2 separate regions of the Homo sapiens genome follow, and region 2 is linked to region 1. Evidence: read pairs that join two places in POLR2A ChIA-PET (ENCODE). Cell type or tissue: CD4-positive, alpha-beta T cell. All regions are shown on one strand. Each heading gives the region's core, and the rest is flanking DNA. Links, peaks and the distances in the headings are about the cores only. Region 1 overlaps RUFY3 (RUN and FYVE domain containing 3). Region 2 overlaps RUFY3 (RUN and FYVE domain containing 3).

Evidence for each region. Peaks named below come from ENCODE experiments on the same cell type or tissue, not always from the same donor. Only the 100,000 strongest peaks of a DNase experiment are listed, where the experiment ranks them.
Region 2: POLR2A ChIA-PET joins it to region 1 with 12 read pairs; 9 of 35 experiments call an interaction of 5 or more read pairs at or near these places.

The regions. Positions count from the first base shown.
Region 1 is chr4:70,731,947-70,737,667 of GRCh38, forward strand. All of the region lies in intron 1 of RUFY3 (RUN and FYVE domain containing 3), which reads left to right. Among named protein-coding and RNA genes, the nearest start is that of RUFY3, 13 kb to the left of the region's middle. In CD4-positive, alpha-beta T cell, for the core only: CTCF peaks have their summits at 4,141 (motif pointing right), 4,342 and 5,603; DNase peaks (open chromatin) are centred at 4,155 and 5,225; H3K4me3 peaks cover 309 bases; H3K27ac peaks cover 1,014 bases.
Region 2 is chr4:70,799,920-70,806,239 of GRCh38, forward strand. RUFY3 (RUN and FYVE domain containing 3) reads left to right here. Exons shown (of 18, transcript NM_001037442.4): 15 at 222-286; 16 at 3,037-3,064; 17 at 4,429-4,497. Among named protein-coding and RNA genes, the nearest start is that of GRSF1, 37 kb to the right of the region's middle. In CD4-positive, alpha-beta T cell, for the core only: no CTCF peak of the experiment used is centred there; no DNase peak of the experiment used is centred there.

The DNA.
Region 1 (5,721 bases), core at 3,159-5,658:
TAGCCAAGCATTCTCATGCCCTTCTTTGGATGATTTTTTCAATGTTTTTTCAAACTCCTTTTCAACATACTTACCTGTTCCAGTCAGACTGTGCTTCAGTAAAATCCTGATTATTCTTTTTGTTTTACTATTCTGACTTGTGATTCTTCATGCCCGTGTTATATCAGGAAGGGTAATGGACCCCTGACTCCCTTCATCTACAAGTCCTTCTCTAACAGATCTCACACCTTTCATGTCCTGAATCACTGGTTAGCATCTGGGACATTTGTTTGAATATGCTAGAAATCATTCCCCAGTTATTTAATTCATGGGATTCCTTATTTCTGAAATTATATAGAAAGTTCTTCAGGGCAAACCTTTTCTTTGGCGTTCTTCAGAAGGCCCCATGGTACTGTGTACTATTTATCGTAGATATCCAACAAACTTCTGGTGAACTCAGTGATTCCCTATTACTCCATAAAATCATTTTAAAAGAAAGGATTTGCATGTTACTGTAAAGACACATGCACACGTATGTTTATTGCGGCACTATTCATAGTAGCAAAGACTTGGAACCAACCCAGATATCCATCAATAATACACTGGATAAAGAAAATGTGGCACATATACACCATGGAATACTATGCAGCCATAAAACAGGATGTGTTCATGTCCTTTGCAAGGACATGGATGAAGCTGGAAACCATCATTCTGAGCAAGCTATCACAAGGACAAAAAACCAAACACCGCATGTTCTCACTCATAAGTGGGAGTCAAACAATGAGAACACATGGATACAGGGAAGGGAACATCACACACTGGGGACCTGTCGGTGGGTAGGGGGCTGGGGGGAGGGATAGCATTAGGAGAAATACCTAATATAAATGACGAGTTGATGGGTGCAGCAAACCAACATGGCACATGTATACCTATGTAACAAACCTGCACGTTTTGCACATGTACTCCGGAACTTAAAGTATTAAAAAAAATAAAAAGCCAGGTGCAGTGGCGGGCGCCTGTAATCCCAGCTATGTGGGAGGCCGAGGCAGGAGAATCACTTGAACTCGGGAGGCGGAGGTTGCAGTGAGCCAAGATCGCGCCACTGCACTCTAACCTGGGCAACAGAGTGAGACTCCATTTCAAAAGAAAGAGAGAGAGAGAGAGAGAGAGGAGAGAGAGAGAGAGAGAGAGAGAGGGAGGGAGGGAGGGAGGGAGAGAGAGAGAGAGAGAGAGAGAGAGAGAAAGAAAGAAAGAAAAATGGATTTTGTCTTCCTCCATTACACACAATTTAATTTATGGTTTCTAATGTTTTCTTTATTTTTAATTGTTTATCTCATATTCTGGACCGACTGTATATTATTTGGAAAATATAAGTTTAGAATAATGTAATAATTTGTTGTTTAAATATATCTTAATAATACGTAGTATTGATAAAAATATGGGACGACTTGGGGCCTCTGCTAGTGGGAATGTGCATTGGTACATCCTTTATAGAAATCATTTTATCATTGTGAATCAAGGACCTTAAAAAATTAATTCTCAGTAATTGTACCAGACACCTATCCTAAGGAAATAATAAGAGATACAAACAAAAAGTTTATGTATGTACTGTATATTTATCACGGTATTCTGACTTCCTGTAACACACTCTTGAGAGCAACTTAAATAGCCTAAGAGGAAAATTATTCAATAAGTTGTAGAACACCTTACACTAAAAATTATTGTGGAACAATATTTGATGTGTAGGGTAATGTTTGGATATAACTTTAAAAGCTGTCTCTTAAGCTGCATATTTACTATAGTCACAATTTTTTTAAGTATAGGTATACATAAACACAAGTAAAAGGAAATGTATCAAAAATATAAAAATTGATTATCTCTGGATAGTGGAATTATGGGTGATTTTTATAATATTCTTTATATTTCTTTATATCTCCCAAATATTCTACAAGAGGACATATTACTCTAATATGAAAACAAATGTTCCTTTTTCAAAGGAAAAATCTTTATGAAAATTAACGGGTGTGCAATCATCCATCCAACAGATATTTGTATTATATATCAGTACCTTCTATGACAGTTTCACACATCTGTGAGTGGGAACATTTGCCTCACAGCAGAGCTACTGCTTTAGATTCAATTTCCATTATAATTTTTTAATATTTCTATTAGGCATTTTATTTTGGGTTTTTTTCAAACACAGACCTGTGTTTATTTACTGGCATGCTCTGTTTTCATAGCTGTTTAAATGCTGTTTGCAGTGTATGGGGTGGCCCACAGTGTCTAGATTTAGAAGCATTTACAGCATTTGATTTATTCCTTTCCTAAGTGTTTGGAAAATAAAACCTGAGTCATTGGGATTCTCTTTTTCACAGAATTGTGTTATTGTTCTTTGCTTTCACTGTGGCACACCCCCTTTTGTAATTGGCCCTTGGTGAGATTACAGAAACATTTGTTGCCACCAGTGCAGTCAGCCTTAGATTTACACTGTCAGGTTCTCTGAGCTGTGATTATGTGTTCAGAAGGCAGTCTCAGTGAACTTCTCAAAGTGAGAAGGTTGTAGCTTTTAATACAGTCTCAGAAGCCTATGGGACAAAGTTTTCTGGACACGGTTCATCCCTTCTTGTTGCTCTGCCCTGAAAATAACCTGGCTAGTCACCCTTTCAAGGTAAGTTTTACCCACTTAGCTTCCAGGATTTTGTAAAATTCTAAATCTGGGTGAGAAATATCAGTAGCTCTGTACTTGTATGCCAGTTCCTATCTAAACCACGAAAGAGGTGCATGCTGCCTCTGATCTGACCGTAACATACTCTGCATAAAATCAGCTTTTCCTTCCTGTTTCAGGACTACTTTCAGTTTCTTCCTGTCTCTTTGATACTCTTGCACTAGCGTTGGCTTCAGTGCACTGTCATTAACCACAGTGCCTTACAGTATTTTCTTCTATTGGTGAGCCTTTTCTGGACCTTTCGTGAAACAGAGCTTCTACTTGAATCTTTAATTTGTGCCCTTCATAACAGAACTCACATTAACTCTTCTTTGGGTTATCAGCTTCTGACACCCAAGAGTCATTTGTCCTAAACTAATCACTGAAATATGAATCATTTTCCAAAAAGAAATGCTGTGCCAGAGAAGATAATTGCCACTCAGTGATAGAGCTCAGAACGGAATTCACGTTGTCAGATTCCCAAGCCTGAGTACCAACCAAGATCTGGTTGGAAAGAGCAAGTGCTGTCGTCTGAGAACATCCACCATATTCTGTACTCTTCAGTAGCTGTTCTGTGTTTTGCTTTTTTGATGGTGCCCCTCCTGAGGGGGAGGTGGAGAGTATATAATTGGGCATGTTTTTTCATTGTGGTTCCTCTAGTCCCCACCAGTCAACTGTGACTACTATGAAGTGCTTTTGAGTACAGGGCTGTAAATACTAAAATCTGTTCCTTTGCAATTTTTGGTATTTGAGCTTTTCCAGAGAACAAATAGAAGGATTTGATGAGCTTAGAAATACATGTGTAGAGGAACAGTGAAAAAGACTTCTTCCCAAATGGCTGCTAAGTAATTATATATTTTTCATCATAATTAAATATTCTCAAAATTGTATGTCAGTGTGTTGAAAATAGTGTTTTCAAAGAAAATATTGGCTGGGCGTGGTGGCTCACACCTGTAATCCCAACATTTTGGGAGGCCAAGGCAGGCGGATTGCTTGAGCTCAGGAGTTCAAGGCCAGCCTGGGCAACATGGCAAAACCCTATATCTACAAAAAAAAATAAAAATTAGCTGGGTGCTGCTGGGCACTGTGGCTCATGTCTGTAATCCCAGCACTTTCAGAGGTCGAGGCGGGTGGATCACCTGAGGTCAGGAGTTCGAGACCAGCCTGGCCAACCTGGTGAAACCCTGTCTCTACTAAAACTACAAAATATTAGCCGGGCATGGTGGCGGATACTTGCAATCTCAGCTACTCAGGAGGCTGAGGCAGGAGAATTGCTTGAATCCAGGAGGTGGAGGTTGCAGTGAGATGAGATCACATCACTGCACTCCAGCCTGGGCAACAAGAGCAAAACTTCATCTCAAAAAAAATTAGCTGGGTGTGGTGGTGCATGCCTGTGGTCCCAGCTACTCAGGAGGCTGACGTGGGAGGATGGGAAGATTACTTGAGCTCAGCAGGTCAAGGCTGCTGTGAGCTGTGATTGCGCCACAGTGCTCCACTGGGTGGCAGAGTTCAGACCCTGTCTCAAAAAAAAAAAAAAAAAGAAAAGAAAAGGAAAGAAAGAAATGTCTTTAGCATTATTATGTACAGATATTTTTAATGAAAACAACTTTAGTTATAGAGGTGATATATTTGCATTGTAAGTCACAAGATACAGAAAAGTATAAAAATGCAAAATAATAGAATGCACCTACATTTCAAATACCTAGGGATAACCACTGTTAAGATTTAGTATCAGATTCTCTTTTTCAATGTATACACTTTTTCAATGTATACACTGAAGGTTCACTTGCAAACTCAAAATTTTATACATGTAAGATCATACCACACCTGTGCTGTGTGACCTGCCTTTTTTCCTCTGCAATATTTTTCCATATGGGTAAATTGAAATTTTTGTCATTTTGTTTAATGTCTTCAGTTATTGGATGTGCTATAATTTCTTTTCTTTTCTTTTTTTTTTCTGAGACGGAGTTTTGCTCTTATTGTCTGGGCTGGAGTGCAATGGCATGGTCTCAGCTCACTGCAACCTCTGCCTCCCGGGTTCAAGTGATTCTCTTGCCTCAGCCTCCCAAGTAGCTGGGATTACAGGCGCTTTCGACCATGTCCGGCTAATTTTTGTATTTTCAGTAGAGACAGGGTTTCACCATGTTGGCCAGGCTAGTCTCAAACTCCTGACCTCAGGTGATCCACCCACCCTGGCCTCCCAAAGTGCTGGTATTACAGGCGTGAGCCACTGCGCCTGGCCTGGATGTGCCATAATTTCTTTGACTATTTCTTTATTACAGGCATTTAGGTTGTTTCTAAATTTTTCTACCCAAGACAGTTTTAGAAAAATTGTTATGTGTATAACTTGAATATTTAACCAATTTTTAGTTTTTAATTTTTATACACATTGCCAAACTACTTTAAACAATTAAAACAAATTTTGAATAGCATGGTATCATAAACTTTCATATTAGCTACTCATCAAAGCTTGGTTTTGTCTTTCCTGCTTGCAGTTGGTTGCGTTTTTCTCATGCTGTATTAACATCTGAAGTTTCCAAAAGATACAGTTGTGGTTTTCAAGACAGTTGGTTCAGCAGCTGAAAACCTCATGATATTACTTTCTCTACTTTTTTTTTTTAAGCTAACAGTAGTGTCCTAAGCAAAAGAGAGTTTTTACTGTTAATTGTGCAATGAGAAACTGCATGTTTTTCTAAGATTGCTAGAATTTGCTTTTTGGGATGAAAAAGCTGCATGCTGGGATTTCCTTTTTCTTTCTTATACAGATATAAAACTAAGAGTGTATGTGAGATGTACTACATTTTGTCTGAGAATCCCACAGTGTCCAGTCCTGTGGACAGCAGCTTCCCAGCTAAAGTATCTTAGAGACATTATCTCTGCCAGCATAGCCATTCCAGCATGAGAGCAAAGGGTCTACTGGTCAGGGCTTTCTTTCCTCATCCGCTCACCCCCCATCAGGCTCAGCCCTCCTTAGCGTTCTAGTGTCACCTAGCTGCTCACCTAAGAATCTGTTTTATCTTCACTTATGTCACTAATAT
Region 2 (6,320 bases), core at 1,595-4,094, 66 kb after region 1:
AAATATTACTTTGAAAATCATTTGTCACAAACTGTCAGAATAATTAAGAAACTACTTAGAGCAAAGAATGAGGAAACATAGCTTGAAAGTTAGATCCCTTCCCTAATAAAAAAAGCTACTTAGCTTTATACCCAAACTAAGGCATTGCAGAAGAAAATATTTGCAATATCATTATTTAGCATTCTGAATAATTAATAAATTGGGCTGTTTTCTTTTGGCAGGATGGGAAGCACAAAATGCAAGAGGAAAATGTTAAACTAAAAAAGCCCCTGGAAGAAAGCCACAGGTGTTTGTTAATCAAGTATTAACTAAGATGTAAAGTTATTCTGGGGTGGTGGGAAGGAGGGAGTTCTTTATATACATTGGCATTGACACCGACCAGACACTGACTTATAATATTAATATGCCAGGAAGACATTTGAAGTGGAAGTTAATAATAAAACGTATAACATGTATTAAACCAAACCCATTAGGCCATTTCAGAGGAAAGAAGGATGATCAGGCTGTCCTCTCTTCCCTGATTAATTCCCAAGCTCAGATTATCACTTAAGAGGTTATTTCCCACCTTTACTGAATTGGTATCCCAGGAAAATAAAGTATAAGTCATACATAGCATTTCTTAACTTCTTAAATATATTTGAGTATGACTTGTTTCTACCTCTGTGCTAAATTTCAAATAAGTGGCTGGGCGCAGTGGCTCACGCCTGTAATCCCAGTACTTTGGGAGGCCGAGGCAGGTGGATCACCTGAGATTAGAAGTTCGAGACCAGCCTGCCAACATGGTGAAACCCGGTCTCTACTAACGATACAAAATTAGTCGGGTCTGGTGGTACCTGCCTGTAATCCCAACTACTTGGGAGGCCGAGGCAGGAGAATCACTTGAACTCAGGAGGCAGAGGTTGCAGTGAGCCAAGATAGCGCCACTGCACTCCAGCCTGGGCAATACAGTGAGACTCTGTCTCAAATAAAAAAAAAAGTTCAAATAAGTACTCTGATTTCTCTTATGTCTCATCTCTCATTTTTCCTTTATCTTGAGAATCTCAAACAGCTTAACTTCATTCCTTTATCCTAACTCTGTCTGATTTGCTCATGATGAAGAGCATAGGATAGTTTCAAGGAAGCTGACTTTTTATAGTTATTTTAGCAGGTTAGAAATATAATTAAATATTACATAGTGCCACTGCATTAAAAAGTGAAGGAGGTCCAGTTACATGACATTCTGGAAAAGACAAAACTATGGAGACAAAAAAAAAAAAAAAAAATCAGTGGTTGCCAGTGGTAAGAGAAGGAAGGAACGAACCGGTGGAGCACAGAGGATTTTTAGGGCAGTGGACTACTCTGTATGATACTATGATGGTGGATACATGTCATTATACATTTGACCACACTATAGACTAGACACCACCAAGAGTGAACCTTAATGTAAACTATAGACTCTGGGTGATGATGTTGTGTCAGTGTAGGCTCATCAGTTGTAACAAATGTACCACTCTGGTGCAGCATGTTGACAAAGAGGCCAGGGATGGGGCAGGAAGCATGTGGGAAGTCTCTGTACTTTCTACTCAATTTGACTGTGAACCTAACTGCTCTAAACATAAAGGTCTACTTTAAAAGGTGGAGGAAGAGGTTAGTGATGAGGAATGATACCACAGTGAGGTTTTGAGAGAACTATACAGCTGTCCCTAGCCAGGCTTCGTCACCTTAAGAATGAGGTAGTGTGTCATCTGGAGCAAAAGTAGCTGCTGGAGAAGAGAAAACACACAGTCCAATAGTAAGCTAATTATGCAGGTGCTTGGCCTAAATGTCCCTTTCTGGCCTTGCTCCCAAAGAGCATGGTTTGATCCAGAGCTAACTTTAAACTATCACCCATCTCACATTACAGAATGGCATAAGCAAAGAGAAGGGAACTAGAAGGGCCATAAAATTAACCTGGGCTTCCAGGTGCCTTTCAGGGTCAGCCTCGTTCCAAACTAAAATCAAATCATTTACTTGAGCAACCAGGAGTGTCTTAAATGCCAACTTCTGATTTAGGTCCTGAGAATATGGAACAGTGCTTCCTTATATCTGAATTGTGCTCTGCAACTTAGAATTTGTTTCACATTTATTATCTCCTTATGATTCAGTATTCCTTACAAAAGTACCTAATGCAACTTTACAGATGAGAAAACTGAGAAGCAGAGAGGCTGGGTGACTTATCCAAGTTGCCTCTGTTTATCATGTCTACTGTTTTTAAGTCCTTTGGCTCTGCACTACCTATTAGCAACTTCCAGGACTTATTCTGGCCATAGCTGCAATCGTTAGACATACCAGGCTTCCTGGGATTATGATGGCAAGGAACATCGGAAAACCTGGTCACCCCATGGTGTATGTCTGGTGGTCACACTGCTACTCAAGTGAAAAGAATAAGAACCATTGCAATCTGTAGTGCATTTTCCCTGTAACCGAGAGCGGGCTTTGCTTCACCTCTCATTTAGGCTCTAGTCCATGCTGGAACATCGGAGTTAGCTCAGCTTAGTCCCTCATGAAGAAATATTTCAACCTGAATGGGTTTTCTGGTGACAGTCTCATTCATTTCCCCTTCTTGGGTTAATTTGCTAAAGCTCACATCTTAAGAATATTTGGGACTGATACACAACATGTGATAATGGATAATGGATAGATTTCCATAATATCAAATAGAAAAAAAGCTACTAAAATATATGGCCAGTGAACCATTGGAGTTTTACACATTGGGAAACATAAATGCTAACTATTTTGATAGCAAAAAGGAATGTAAAATATAACTTCAAATCTATTTTTAAATGGGAACCCTTATATAATAAGTCAAGGGTCAGATTCTAGTGATTCATTTTAAGAAGCAAAGTTTCCTCTCCTTGGAGGTCAAAATTAATAATTATGTTGTTCTAAGTAATATAAAAGACCTACAGTATTTCTTGTTTGAAAAAAATGTTTGTATTCTGAGCTTTTTATTGAAATGATATAAATGAAAATACATGAAGTTCCTATTTGTCACAATTTTTTACTTCTCCATTGTAGGCTGCAACCCCACCCTATGGATGAACAGGTAACAGAGCCTCCTGTTTCAAAACATCTTGTATGAATTATGAAGTTGGTTGTACCGTGCCTAGCCAGCAAATAAGGTAGCATGGGCGGAAGATGAGTGAATACAGTGTGCCATCCTTCTAACAATACCCTGAACAAATATGTATTGCCTGAAGCTCACACAGGAAGTAGCACAGCTTTGAGCAGTTTACTAAGTAAACATCAGTTCTCACCTATTTTAAATTATCCCTGACATAAGATCTAGGAGAGCTCACTTTATGTCCCTTTCCTCTAGTTTTTCCTTACATAAAATGGAGAGAAAAAAGATGTTTTGATCACTTAGAAATAAGCTAACATAAATGATTGTAAAACACTTTGTTAATCTAATAGTATATGATAAGCCCATGAGAAAGACAGTGAATGCTACTGTGTCTGAGTCACCCTGTCATTTACCTCTTAGGTTATAAAATAAAATAAGTCCTACTGCTTTCCTTTTTTTTTTTTTAAATGGAGATAAGGTCTTACTCACATTGCCCAAGCTGGGGTGCAGTGGACGATCTCAGCTCACTGAAGCCTCAACTTCCCGAGCTTAGGCAGTCCTCCCACTTCTGCCTCCCGAGTAGCTAGGGCTGCAGAGATTAGGTTTCACCGTGTTGCCCAGGCTGGTCTCAAACTCCTGGGCTCAAGTGATCTTCCCGCCTTGGCCTCCCAAAGTGCTGGGATTACAGGTGTGAGCTTCCATGCCCTATGCTTGCCATTCTTTTTTTCCTTTTTTTTTTGAGACAGAGTCTCACTCTGTCACCCAGGGTGGAGTGTTGTGGCACAATCTCAGCTCACTGCAACCTCCGCCTCCCAGGTTCAAGTGATTCCCCTGCCTCAGCCTCCCGAGTAGCTGGGATTACAGGCGCCCACCACCATGTCCAACTTTTTTTTTTTTTAATATATATATTTTTGGTAGAGATGGAGTTTTGCCATGTTGGCCAGGCTGGTCTTGAACTCCTGACCTCAAGTGATCTACCTGCCTTGGCCTCCCAAAGTGCTGGCATTACAGGCGTGAGCCACCAGGCCCAGTCCCCAGTGCTTTCCATTCTTGATGGTAGAGTGAACAAGAGGAATGGGATAGTGTTAAAACTTTTTACTCTATACTTGCATGTGTTTGAATTTTCTTTTTAGAAATCATGTTATTATAAAAATTAAGAGCTGGAAGCATAATGATAGGATTATCCGAGTTGTATTATGGTGGTAGGACTACCTATTTATAATTGGTTTAGTTTCCAGATAGTCTATAGTGTGATTATATTAATATTGTAGGTAAAAAATGCATATTCTGAAAGTACTAATATTTCTGGCACTAAGAAAAACTAACCAGCTCCCTGTGTGGTTTAGGATCAGCTGCTGCTCTCTGAAAAGCCACAGTTGTGTCAGCTATGCCAGGAAGACGGCAGCCTAACAAAGGTAACTGTGATGAGAAACGGACAGGCTTTTCATAGGGATGTCTACAGCAGCCCCCAGTCCCTCCCCAGGAGTAACAGGGACTTTCCCGCATAGAGTGCAGAGTGCATGCAGAGTGCTGGGAGTGGGGTGAAAAGCAAAAGGGGCAAGCATTTACTGGGTACCTGTTTTTTCAGTCATAATAATTCATGTCAGAAAATTCCCATTAAAATAAACATAAATAGCCAGGCGCGGTGACTCACGCCTGTAATCCCAGCATTTTGGGAGGCCGAGGCGGGCCGATCACAAGGTCAGGAGTTCAAGACCAGCCTGATCAACATGGTAAAACCCCGTCTGTACTAAAAATACAAAAAAAAAAAAAAAAAAAAATAGCCGGGCGTGGTGGCCTGTAATCCCAGCTACTCAGGTTGCTGAGGCAGGAGAATCGCTTGAACCCGGGAGGCGGAGGTTGCAGTGAGCCAAGATCACACCATTGCACTCCAGCCTGGGCAACAGAGCGAGACTCTGTCTAAAAATAAGTAAATAAATAAACAAACAAAAATAATTATGTAATAAAGCAAATAAGCAGATAGAAATGTATAAGTAAATATTGAGTGCCTGCTGTGTAGAATGTGCTGGAGAAAGAGTAATGAACAAAGTAGACCAAGTCTCTGTTCTTGTCAAGCTTATGTCCTTCATAGCTGTCATTTTATAGATGAAGAACGTTGAACATCTAATGCTAACTACATTTCCCAAAATTAAGTCATAAGTGATGAAGCCCAGCTTCCAACCTAGCTTTCGCTCCAAAGTCCACAGTCCTTTCAGCACTTTATCCTGCTCAGAACAGGATATGAGCTCTCCCTGCTAGACCACTTGTTTTCCACCCGATCCTCAAGGGTGCCTGCCTGAGCATCTTCCCAGTTTGTTATCCTAGAGTAGGCAGAGTTAAGGAAGTATTCAGAAAGAATGAGTGCCCTTGATAGCTGGAACTGTGTCTTGTTCACAGAATCCCCCAGCATCTAATATGGTACCCAATCCATAGTAGATCCTCAAGAAAAGTTATGTACAAATGAGTGTATGAAACACATGCTTGGAAGAGATACAGGAAACAGGCTCAAATTCTGGATCACAACCTGCATAGCACCATCTGTGATCATGCAAAATTTTAATAAATTATAATATGACCTAGTCTTAAATTCACAGAATCAGATAACAAATGAACTGCCCTTATAGAACTGGAAGTTACAATTATAGAAATATGTTACAAAGTAGAACAAACTGTTAATTCTGGCTTTCCTCTTCTAAGCCATGCAATATTAGCTTCTGTATGTCAGACAAAAATTCTTCTTAGGCTTTCAGATAAAAGCAACCCCCTACTCCTCTCAACCTCAGGAAGATGAATTATTTGGGATGAAGGTAGCACTTCATGGGAGAAATTATTCTTTACAGCTTTTTATATAGGACCCTTGGAGCTTTGTGTATACCACCCTATCACAGCCTTACTGCTGACATTGCTATAGTGACTTCTTGCTCTCTGTGCTTGACCATTAAAGATGCAAAACATTTAGGAAAACAAAATAATTTCCCTATGAACAAGATGCAGGAAGCTGTGCTCCTGCTGCATTGATAACCCAGTGGATGTGCTTACAGAGCACCAGAGACCACAGGAAAGCATAAAGCACATCAGTGTATTTATTAGGAATTATACTTTCAGTTCATACTCTGGACATTTTTAAATCTTAGCCTGTTCACTCAATCCATTGCTCTTTCACTGCCTTATTTGGAGTATGCGCAGGTACTTGCAAACTAATTTTAAAACTAACCTACCTCAAAGTGAGTATGGGGAA